Linked DNA regions of Homo sapiens: region 2 is linked to region 1. The links are chromatin loops, found by intact Hi-C in ENCODE. Cell type or tissue: IMR-90. All regions are shown on one strand. Each heading gives the region's core, and the rest is flanking DNA. Links, peaks and the distances in the headings are about the cores only.

The links. Peaks named below come from ENCODE experiments on the same cell type or tissue, not always from the same donor. Only the 100,000 strongest peaks of a DNase experiment are listed, where the experiment ranks them.
Region 2: it touches region 1 in a loop (2.0-fold over the local background); 16 of 110 quality-filtered maps call a loop at or near these places.

The regions. Positions count from the first base shown.
Region 1 is chr6:42,350,087-42,355,470 of GRCh38, forward strand. The region is part of intron 3 of TRERF1 (transcriptional regulating factor 1); the gene reads right to left. Among named protein-coding and RNA genes, the nearest start is that of TRERF1, 99 kb to the right of the region's middle. In IMR-90, for the core only: no CTCF peak of the experiment used is centred there; DNase peaks (open chromatin) are centred at 2,945 and 4,815.
Region 2 is chr6:42,438,495-42,443,878 of GRCh38, forward strand. The region is part of intron 2 of TRERF1 (transcriptional regulating factor 1); the gene reads right to left. Among named protein-coding and RNA genes, the nearest start is that of TRERF1, 11 kb to the right of the region's middle. RefSeq lists enhancers at 2,739-3,457, 3,458-4,175. In IMR-90, for the core only: no CTCF peak of the experiment used is centred there; a DNase peak (open chromatin) is centred at 2,767; H3K4me3 peaks cover 387 bases; H3K27ac peaks cover 2,924 bases.

The DNA.
Region 1 (5,384 bases), core at 151-5,150:
TTGGGAGACCAAAGGGACTAGACTTCTCCCTGCTCCTTGACCACCCACCCGACGCAGGTCAGTGCAGTCAGTGAATGCAAAAGAGGCCTCACTGAGAAGCCCACTGCACAGCTCTGGAATTCACTCATCCAACACATCCACCTAGAACAAGCCCTCACGTTTTGCAGATGAGTAAATGAGGCCCAGAGTGAACATGTGATTTGCTTCGGGTCACATGGTCAGTTAGTTAGTGACAGAGCTAAAACTACATTTAATTTCCCTGCGCCACAGTTTGTGTCCCTGATGCTCCAACACATGTGTTCTTTATAAGCTCTAACACGAAAAATGGCCAGATGGCCCCTGAGGCCCCGCTATTACTCACTTGGTTAAAGCATGGAGTCATCAGATGCCACCTCTCAGCCTGCCTCTCTGCCTCTCTGAAGTTCCTAGGGAAGGAAAGGGGCATGGAGAAGCTGATCTCACTATCTCCATGGATAACTTAGACCAGTGCCCCAAATCCTTCCTGTCAAGTCCATCTTCTTGATGACGAGTTTAAACCCCCTCACTCCCAGGTAACAAAAATTCACATTAAGGACATTCAAACCCTATGACAGGTCAGGAAAAAGAGTCTGGTTTGCGTTTTAAAATGTTATTAATCTCAGGAGTACTGTTAACTGGGCAGACTCAATGGGTATAATACCACACATCGGGGCTCCAACTGCAGAGTTTAACCTAAGAAAATGAGGTTATGAAGCAAAAACATGAAAATAAGCTAGATAAGAACACTTGCAACATATGACAAGTGAATACACACACCGCATAAAAATCCCTTGTACATGATTTTTCAAAAGATGGAGCACTGCAAAATAAAAATGAGAAAAGACCCAAAGAGGCAATTCTCTCTCTCTCACTCTCTCCCTCTCTCTCACACACACAAACACACACACACACACACAGATTACTGATGGCCTCATGAAAAATGTTCAAATGCATTAGTAAGCAAAGCTTGCAAACTGAAACAACACGATACTATTTTCAACGATCAAATTGGCAAAAACTGAAACAACTATAATGTTCACGATAGTCAAGGATGCCCTGAAATAGAAATCCTCAGATGCTACTGATGACTGTAAATTAGTCCACATTTCTGAAGGGCCATCTGGTGATATGGATCACTAGCCTTAATACTGAGTTCACTCCCAAGAATATTCCCTGATGAAATAATCAGAGGAATACTCCAAGATTTATGTGCAGAGACATTTATAGCAGCAATATTCATACTAATAAAAATCTAGAAAAATCCAATGGTACTGTAATAGAAAAATAAAGAAATGATACATCAATACAAGGAATAATATGTCGGCTTTAAAACTCATGTTTTTGAAAAAGATTTAAAGACACAGGGAAATGTTCACAAAATTATGCTAAAACTCAAAGCTATTAATAGGATGGTTCTATTTTGTGAAGAAAAATATATAGCATATGCATTATATAGATCATGTGCTTTATAAATACAGTATCTTCTGGCAGATTCAGCTAAATGTCCAACAAATATTTATGCTTCTCTTTCCAGAGTGTGGGATTTTCAGCAAGAAGCAGCTGCTCAGTCAGGGGCTACATGCCCCAGCACCCCTTGTATCTAGGTGGTGCCATATAACTACTCCCACCAATGGAATGGAAAGTGATTTGAGCACTTCTAGGCTGAGGGAGGTGGAAAGTGATGTGCCTTCTCCGTGCTCTCTTCCTCCATCTGCCAAACAGACACAGGGGACTCCAAGACCCTAGGGAATGGAAGAGCAACCAATGGAAGGGGCCTGGGCTGCTGAATCACTCAGGGCAGGGCTCCACCGGTGGAGTGACCACCAGTCTGAAACACCTATGTTGGACTGAGTGAGAAATAAACTCTATTGTGTTAAGCCATAATTTGGTGCGGGTGTTGTTGTTGTTGTTGTTTTTGAGACAGGGTCCCAACTCTGTCACACAGGCTGGAGTACAGTGGCATGATCATGGCTCCCTGAAGCCTCAACCTCCCAGGCTCAGGTGGTCCTCCCACCTCAGCCTCCTGGGTAGCTGGGACCACAGGCACACACCCATGCCTGGCTAATTTTTTATGGAGATGGGGTTTTGCCATGTTGCCCAGGCTGGTCTTGAACTCTTGGGCTCAAGCCATCCTCTAGCCTCGACTTGCCAAAGTGCTCGGATTACAGGCGTGAGCCACTGCATCCAGCCTCATAATTTCGTGCTTTAATGGTTTCCTCAGCTAGTGTTACCTTAATATGCACACACAGAAAAACTACTGAAAGGAAAACAACCAAATTTTATCTGATGCACTGTATGTTAGTCAAATTATAGGTATATTTTTAAAATGTATTTGATTTGACCACAAACATATCTTATTTGGTAACCAAAAAGTTACTGAAATAAAAAAGCAGACTTTAGGTAGCAGTGTTATATGGTGAAATCTTAAAATAGTGAATATGGTTACAAACATTAAAATGTAGAAAATTACAAGGGCTCAAAGGAAAAAAAATCTAGACGTACAACCTTTAGCAAGATCTACTTAAACAATTCTGGACAAATGATTGTACAAAAATGAACCAAGGTTAGAATCCTTTAATATGTAAAGAGCCCTTGTGAGCCAATTAAGTGAGAGATAAATATAATAACTGGGGGGGAAAGACATAATCACTTAGTTATAAAATATGAAACGTAAATGATATATAAAAAGATTTTCAAACTCATTAATAATCAAATACATGCAAATGAAAATGAGATCATCTTTATCTCTTTATCAGATTTATACATTTAAAATATTGTGAATATAGGATCCAACATTGCTAAGATTATCGTGAAATGGGTAATCATATACACTGAAAAAAGGAGTTTAAAATTGTATCATAATTCCAATGAGTAATTTGGCATGACAACAGGAAAAAAATGCCTTAGCTTTCCCAGGCAGGGTGCAGTGACTCAAACCTGTAAACTCATCACTTTGTAGTCCTAGCTACTTGGGAGGCTGGGCTTGAGCCCAGGAGTTCGAGGCTGCAGTGAGCTGTGATCACACCACTGCACCTTGGCCTGGGCGACAGAATGAGACTCCATTTCAAAAAACACAAACAAAAAACAACCAAAACCCCCTTTGATTTTCTAGATATTTGTTGAAAGAAATAATTAAACAAGTATGCAAAGTATACACCAGAGTTGTTTGAATAGGAAGATGGAAAAAAAAAACAACTCAGGGCCGGGTGTGGTGGCTCACTCCCGAAATCCCAGCACTTTGGGAGGGCGAGGCGCATGGATCATCTGAGGACAGGAGTTTGAGACCAGCCTGGCCAACATGGTGGAACGCTCTCTTTAGTAAAATTATAAAAAATCAGCTAGGCGTGGTGGCGGGTGCCTACAATCCCAGCTACTCAGGAGGTTGAGGCAGGAGAATCACTTGAACCCAGGAGGTGGAGGCTGCAGTGAACCAATATCGCGCCATTGCACTCTAGCCTGGGCAACAAGTGTGAAACTCCACCTCAAAAAACAAAAACAAACAAACGAAAAAAAAAGACAACTCAGCTATCTATCTGTAAGGAGCTGGTTAAATACATTATGATATATGTGTGTTTGTGTATTCATGTACTGAAACAATGTACAGACATTAAAATTATGCTGAAGATCTAAATGAACAAAGCATAAAAATGCTCATAAGGTAAAAAAGCAGGCTATAAAGCAATTCAAGTAGTATAATTTCTTTATTGTTTAAAAAATGTGTGTGTGCGTGTATACATATAAACATAGTTATAAATGCATAAGAAAAGATTATGGGAGGATTTTAATAAAAATCGTGATGGTAGTTCTGGAATTATATATTTGCTATATTTTATAAGCTTTCAACAATGGATATGTATTACTTTAATTTTTTTATGTTTGATTGTGAAAAATTTCAAACGTACACAAAAGTAGCTAGAATATATGTACCCATTACCAGCTTGGATGAAGATCTTCAGGGGTCTCAGTGTAAGAGCTGGAATGTGGCCAGAGGCCCTTTGTGAGGCATGGGTGGGATTGGGGTTTGGATCCAGCTGCCTTGGAGGGTGATTGTGTCAGTGCTTGGGGGAAGGGTCCAGATGCAGCCTGCAGAGCCATGAGAGGGCATATTTCTTATTACTGCTGAATTTGTACATTTTCTATATATTTGTTTAGTGTTGTATTTAGTTATCTACTCAAGTGTTCTAACAAGGTTTAGTACTTTTCTTTTTAATTTGAGCACTTTGCAGTGTAAAGATTAATTCTGTCATATTATTGCCAGTCTTTCCCCAGTCTGTTGTTTCCCTTTTTTTTTTTCACATAAACGCTTCATTTTCCTGTAGTTTGATTGACTATTCTTTTCCTTTTTGAATGCTTTTCTTTTGTTTCTAAGTAATATTCAATGCTATAGATTTCCTATGCCTCTACATTTTGCACTTTAATTGTTTAATCCATCTGTAATTCATTTTGGTGAAGCCAAAATGATTTTTCCCAAATTGTTAATGAGGCATCAGAATTATTTATTGAATAATTTTTCCTTCCCCACTGATTTGTGATGACTGCTTTATGATTTATTAAATTATTTATGCAAGGGTCTATTTCTGAACTATCCTAGTTCACTAATCTACTTCCTCCTTTTATGACAGCACCACAGTATTTTAATTACAAAGACTTTATATTGCATTTTAATACCTCATAGTGCTATATATTTTAATATCCAATAGATCTAACTCCCTTTCCCCAAAACCACTTTCAGAATTCCCCCGATGTTCTCATCTATTTATTTTTCCAAGCAGACATAGAAACATCTTGTGAAATTTAAAACATCCTGATGGGACTTTCAGAGGAATGGTACTAGACTCATGAACTAATTTGAGAAGAATCCAAATCCTTAGTTTCAAGCTCATTATCTAGAAATAGGGTTTTTAGTAAAACTCTTTAAGTCTTCTTCATCTACAACTAAGCAATCTGTAGTTAATAATAACTTTGTCATTTTTCTTTATAATATTTATTCTCCAAGTTACTATTTTATGACTCTCTGCATTGACTAAAACTTGAAGAGGTAACGAGTGATGCCTTTATTGTTTCACCAGTAAGTATATAGCGGCAGTGGGCTGCATGAACCTGATATTCCTTATAATATTAAAGATTGGTCACTTTATATATTCCTCTTAAAGTGGTATATAAAAACTTAAAAACTGATTGAATACACTTTTGGAATTAATGAGGTTATTACATATCTTTATTTGAACAACTTATATGAACCATAGGAAAATATATGTATATGAAGCTATTCCTGCATTCCAGGAATATAATCTATTTGGTTATGGTAGAACATTCACATACTCTATTGTTGAAATCTACTCGCTAGAATTTTATTTAAAACTTTT
Region 2 (5,384 bases), core at 283-5,282, 89 kb after region 1:
AGCTACTTGGGAGGCTGAGGCAGGAGAATTGCTTGAATCTGGGAGGTGGAGGTTGCAGTCAGCCGAGATCACACCACTGCACTCCAGCCTGGGCAACAGAGTGAGACTCTGTCTCAAAAAAAAAAAAGAAAAAGGAAAAAAGAAAGAAAATAACCCCCTTGTGCTTTTCCAAATTCTGCCATCCTGGTTAAGACTAGATTCATATCAGCTACTTGCCTTTTTAAAACTCTTTCCAAGTTTTTAAATTTAAGCCCCAAAAGTGTCCTCACAGAAGGAGCAGGTACGAGTTGAGAAGGACAGAAGGCTGAGACCCCAGGCTCTGTGTTCTGTGCTTCTGTGCAGATTAGATCAGAGGGTTTAGATATGGGAGGACACAGCATACGGCCTGCCCTGAAGGGAATCACACAGGTGAGCACAGGATGGGAGGGGAGGGGAAGGAGGGCAGCCCACCAACAGAGTGGAGAGTGGAAAGGGAGTGTCGCAGAATACATGGCCAGGAGCCTCAAGGAAGAAAAGGGGACAGACACAGAAGTGAAAGTGCCTCTTAGAGACTGAAAAAGAGCAGGCGAGATGGAGAGAGAAATGGCAGGCCATGCCGTAGAAAGATGGCAATGCTTCTCCTTCAACATCACTGCCACTTGCCCCTGTGTTTCCAACACTTTCCTAAGTAGTCTCCTGGCCTGCAGACTCAACCCCTCCAGACTGGATTCCGTTCCCCAACACATGCTTCCTAACTCCAAAACCTTCAGTGACTCCCCTACTGCCTACAGGGTCAGGACTACGCTCCGTAACGTGACATCGGGTTCTCCCTGCCCAATCCCTGCTCACCTCTCCAGCCTCATCATCTGGCAACTGTCTCTGAGACAGTACGTACCAGGCCCCAGGATGGGTGCTGGGGACACAATAAATAAGACATGGTATACCCTTAAGAAGCTGAAAGTCGGCTGGGCACAGTGGCGGGCACCTGTAATCCCAGCTACTCAGGAGACTGAGGCAGGAGAATCACTTTAACCTGGGAGGCGGAGGTTGCAGTGAGCTGAGATCGCACTGCTGCACTCCAGCCTGGGCGACAGAGCAAGACTCTGTCTCAAAAATAGATCAATAGATAAACAAATAAGACTCCAAAACAAACAAACAAACAAAGGGACTCCGAGGGCACCCTGGCCCATTCCGCCATGTGAGGACCCGGTAAGAAGATGACCATCTAAGACCAAATCTGCCCCTGCCTTGTTCTTGGACCGCCTGGCCTTCTGAACTGTTAGAAATAAAAGTTTGTTATTTGAGCCACTCAGTCTATTACATTTTTGTTATAGTAGCCCAAACAAAGTCAGAGGGATAAGCCTAGCTGCTCCAGACAGTATGTCCTGTGAACTTCTTCAGAAATTCTGCCTTTTTCTGGTGGGCATCACTGTGTGTCGTATTTCCATGTTCACATGACGGTCCTTCACTAGACTCTGAGCTCCTCTTATTTGTCCTGGCATTTCCAGCCATTGGGACAATCCTAATATATGGCAGGCACTCAATAAATGCTTGATGAACAAGTTGTCAGCAAAGCCACCCACCGTGGCCTGGCAGGGATGGGGGCAGGGCACTCATCTCTTCTAACAAGGCTATGAGACCCTTGACCTTCCTTAGAATAACAGCTCACTCCAGGAACTCAGGAAAGATTCTCTTAAACATCCTGAGCACTCTACCCATAGCTGTCAACGGCAGGCCTCATTTGCAGCTCTAGATATTTTGCTGAGGTTCTTAGAGTCTAGAGGTCTGTACATAGCAAGTATACAGTGACTAGGCAATTTCTAAAGGCAGCATAGTCTAAGGATCAGGAGCCAGTCTTTGGAGCGGGTCCTGAGTTTGGATACCAGCTCCGCCACGCAGCACCTGTCCTTAAACAAGTTGCTGAAACCCCCCGAGCCTCAGTTTCCTCAAGTGTGAAGTGGACATCACATCTGCTTCCTACAATTGTAGGAGAATGAAATGACTAAAATATCCACACAAGGCCAGGCACATAGTAAGCTTTCTATAAATAGCAGTTACTACTACTAAAGCGATCTGGAGCCCTAATGCTGATACCCCATGGCCTATGCAAATTCCTGAGCCCCTAAATAGGCTCTTCTTGGTGTGCTCTGGGAGGTAAAAGATATCCAATCTCTGACTCACAATATGTTACCAAAATTCTCCTCAAATTCCCAAGAGAAAATGTATTTTAATTCCCTCTAACTTTAAAAATTAAACAGTTCTTACAGCATTTTGGGGTGGCAGGGGTGAGGAAGGAGCCCACAAAATCCAACAAGCAGCTTTTAAAAGGTTACAAACTGATTGGAGAAAGAAAGAAGGCAGCTGGAGGGGGTGAGAAGCGGGGATGGAGACAATCCCCTGAGTTTCTGCTATTATTGAATACCCCAACTCTCAAAGTAGCCCTGCTGCCCCCTCCTCCACGTGCGCTAAGCTCTGTTAATGAGAAAGCCGAGCTCTGCCTACATTACCACAATAATGATTTCCCGGTTGCATTTTTACATGCCTGCCGCTTTATCACAGCAGAAGTAGACATATATTTTCAATAAATCCCTTCTCTCCTTTCCCCTCCCCAACTCGAGCTCTCCCAGTAAATGCTGTTCCCTCTGCACCCTCCCCCAGTGCAATCCCAACCCTGGAGCACAATGAGTTCCACTAATCAAAACAGAAAGAAAAAGAAAAATGGAAAAATCACAGCTGCTGAAAAACAGCATTTGCTACAAGTCAAAGCCCTCTACATTTTTTCTGCACGCAGCATTTACTTCTTCAAGGACACATCACCCCGCCTCTATCAGAAATCTTACGTAGAGTTGCTCAAAGGGGGGAAGGAGGAGGGGGTGGGTGAAGAAATCTAATATTCAGTCTCTTTCCTATTTTGACTAAGCCAGCACAGACAGAAATATAGATAAGGCCTTGAATAACTGATTTAACAAAATGTCACTTATTAAAAGGAATGGGGGATGGGACAGCATTTGCATTCGAGAGCTCAGTTAAACCACCCCAGCTAAAGGCTGCAAGGCCAAGGCAAGGCAAGGGGGAAGAAAATATTTCTCAGGTCTGGTCTTCTTCAGTGGCTGCAAGGACTGGGCCTGGTAGCAGAGAAGCCTGGATTTCTCCTTCCATTAAGAACCAATGGCGAGAAAACCAGAGGTTTAAAAAAAAAAAAGAAAAGAAAAACCCAGCTGATTCTGAAGTAAGCATTTTTACAGCACTAACTAGTGTCAGGCTCTGTGCTAGAGGCCGGGGGGTACAGAAATGAGTGATGACCCAGTTCTGCCTTCCCCAAGCTCCCAGTCCAGAGGGGTGAAAGACACGTCCCACTGCAAGTATGACAGCAGCAGCCTTATAAACCAAGGGCAGCAGGAGCCCAGGAACAGCCCCTTCCAGCCCACCCACTGCCCTGGCCAGGCCCAGGCACACAGAGCCATCAAGAAAGACTTAAGGAATGAGCGTTTGCGAGGTTTGAATTCCATACTGCCTTCTAAAGAAGCTCAGACTCTTCAAAAGGAAAGAGGCCCCTAAATGTCCTTACTTACTGTGGCTCCCCCTGAAAACCCCTCAGCTCGCATGTATTCACCCAATTAACAAAGAAAAGCGAACTCAAGCCCCAATACTTCAGAATCAGCCTCATTACTGGTGTCCTTCAGTTGAATTTAAGGGAGCTTGGTATCTCCTATTGTAATGACAACAGAGGGAACTCAAACGACACTCCTATTAAAACTCCTTGGGCATCAACTCCAGCTTTTTTTCTTTTCCTTTAAAAAAAAAAAATCTTTCAAAGGAGTTAGATTGGGGGCAGTTTCCCAAAGACCAAGGGAGGCCCTAGGAGCAGCCTCTGTAATGACAAAGACCCCTAGAGGCCCTCAGGAAGGATTCTTTCTGAGGGAGCAAGCTGTCCAGGGCCCTGTTATCTCCAAAGTCAGAGCCCAGGGGCTAGAGGCCACACCATCTAGAAATGACCACTAGACCACCCAGGTCCCTCTGCTGAGGGGCCCCACAGAAGGGACAGAGCTGACAGTAGGACACAGATGGCAAATAGCTGCCCAAATAGCTGCCCAATTTGTTAAAGTCAAGTCTTGGCCTTCATTATAAGGCAGCCTTAAAGCTTTGTGCTCCAGAATAATGGAGGCAAACAATTTAAGTTTTCAAAAATGTCATGCCAAAAACATGCTTAAATCATCTGAGTATTTCCAACTAAGCTCATTGGAGTTGTAAGCCCAAAACACCCAGATGATCTTCCTGGTTTCCACGATCTTTTACATATATTCTGTACCACATTCTTTTATTTAATGCTGTATAGTATTATCTATTTCAGAGTGCACAAAATTTGGAAACCATTCAAATTGTGGCATTAAATCAGGGCTTTGGATGCTGGCTGAACAGGTGACTCTTAGTTGATCATTTATTTATATTTTCCAATTTTACTTCTCGAGCCTCAGTTTCCTCAGCTATAAAATGAGGATATCTACCTTCTCTGGTTGTTGCAGAACACAAATAAGATATGTCAAAGAGGCTTTGGAACTACAAAATGCGAGTTATTTCAGTGATGGCCTCCATTTCCTCTCTCTCTGATTTTTCGTTGATTTCTTCCTTCTCTCTATGAAACCAAATTGCTATCAGTTCCACTGTTTTTCAAAATCAACGACACATATTTATTATACAAATACAGAAGAAGCCCCATTATCCACAGGTGTGGCAAAATCTCAATAATTGCTAAATCTAGGTGATGAGTACAAGAGAGTTCATTATACTAGCCTCTCTGCTTTTGTGTATGTTTAAAGTTTTTTCATAATAAAGATCATTTTTAAATAAATAAATAAAGCTTCACCTTCTTAGGCAGAGGCCAGGAGCCCGATTAGTGAAAAGCACTGGATATCTTTTTAAAATGAGAATTGACTTTCCAGCATACACAGTAAGACTAAGGGCTAATGACTGCTTTTAGGTAGATTCAGCTTCATAGCACAATCCTTATTTGCAAAACAAACACTGAATGCAAATGAAGACGGCTAAGACTGTAGAACCTCAGTCGGGTTTCTTGGGGTAGGTTCAAGGTTCTCCTGCACCCAGTTCACAGGATTCTTTGTGGAGCAAACCAAGTTTATTTGGCCCTTTGGGTGGGCAGGTCCCAGATTCTGAATATGGAATCAGAATTTGAACCTGTATTGACTGGCACTGCCCAGCCAGCATTTCTGAGGCCAGCCTTCCGACAAGAAGAGCAGTTTTGCTAAAGGATCACAGAGAACTTGAAAACCCCAAATAGAAGGCAGCTACACGTAGGGAACAACAGTGGGAGTGGACAAGGGAAATGTTTCGCTGGCTGTCAGATTTTATATCTGAAAAGAAGACCTGGCTGAAGATCAAGTCGCCTC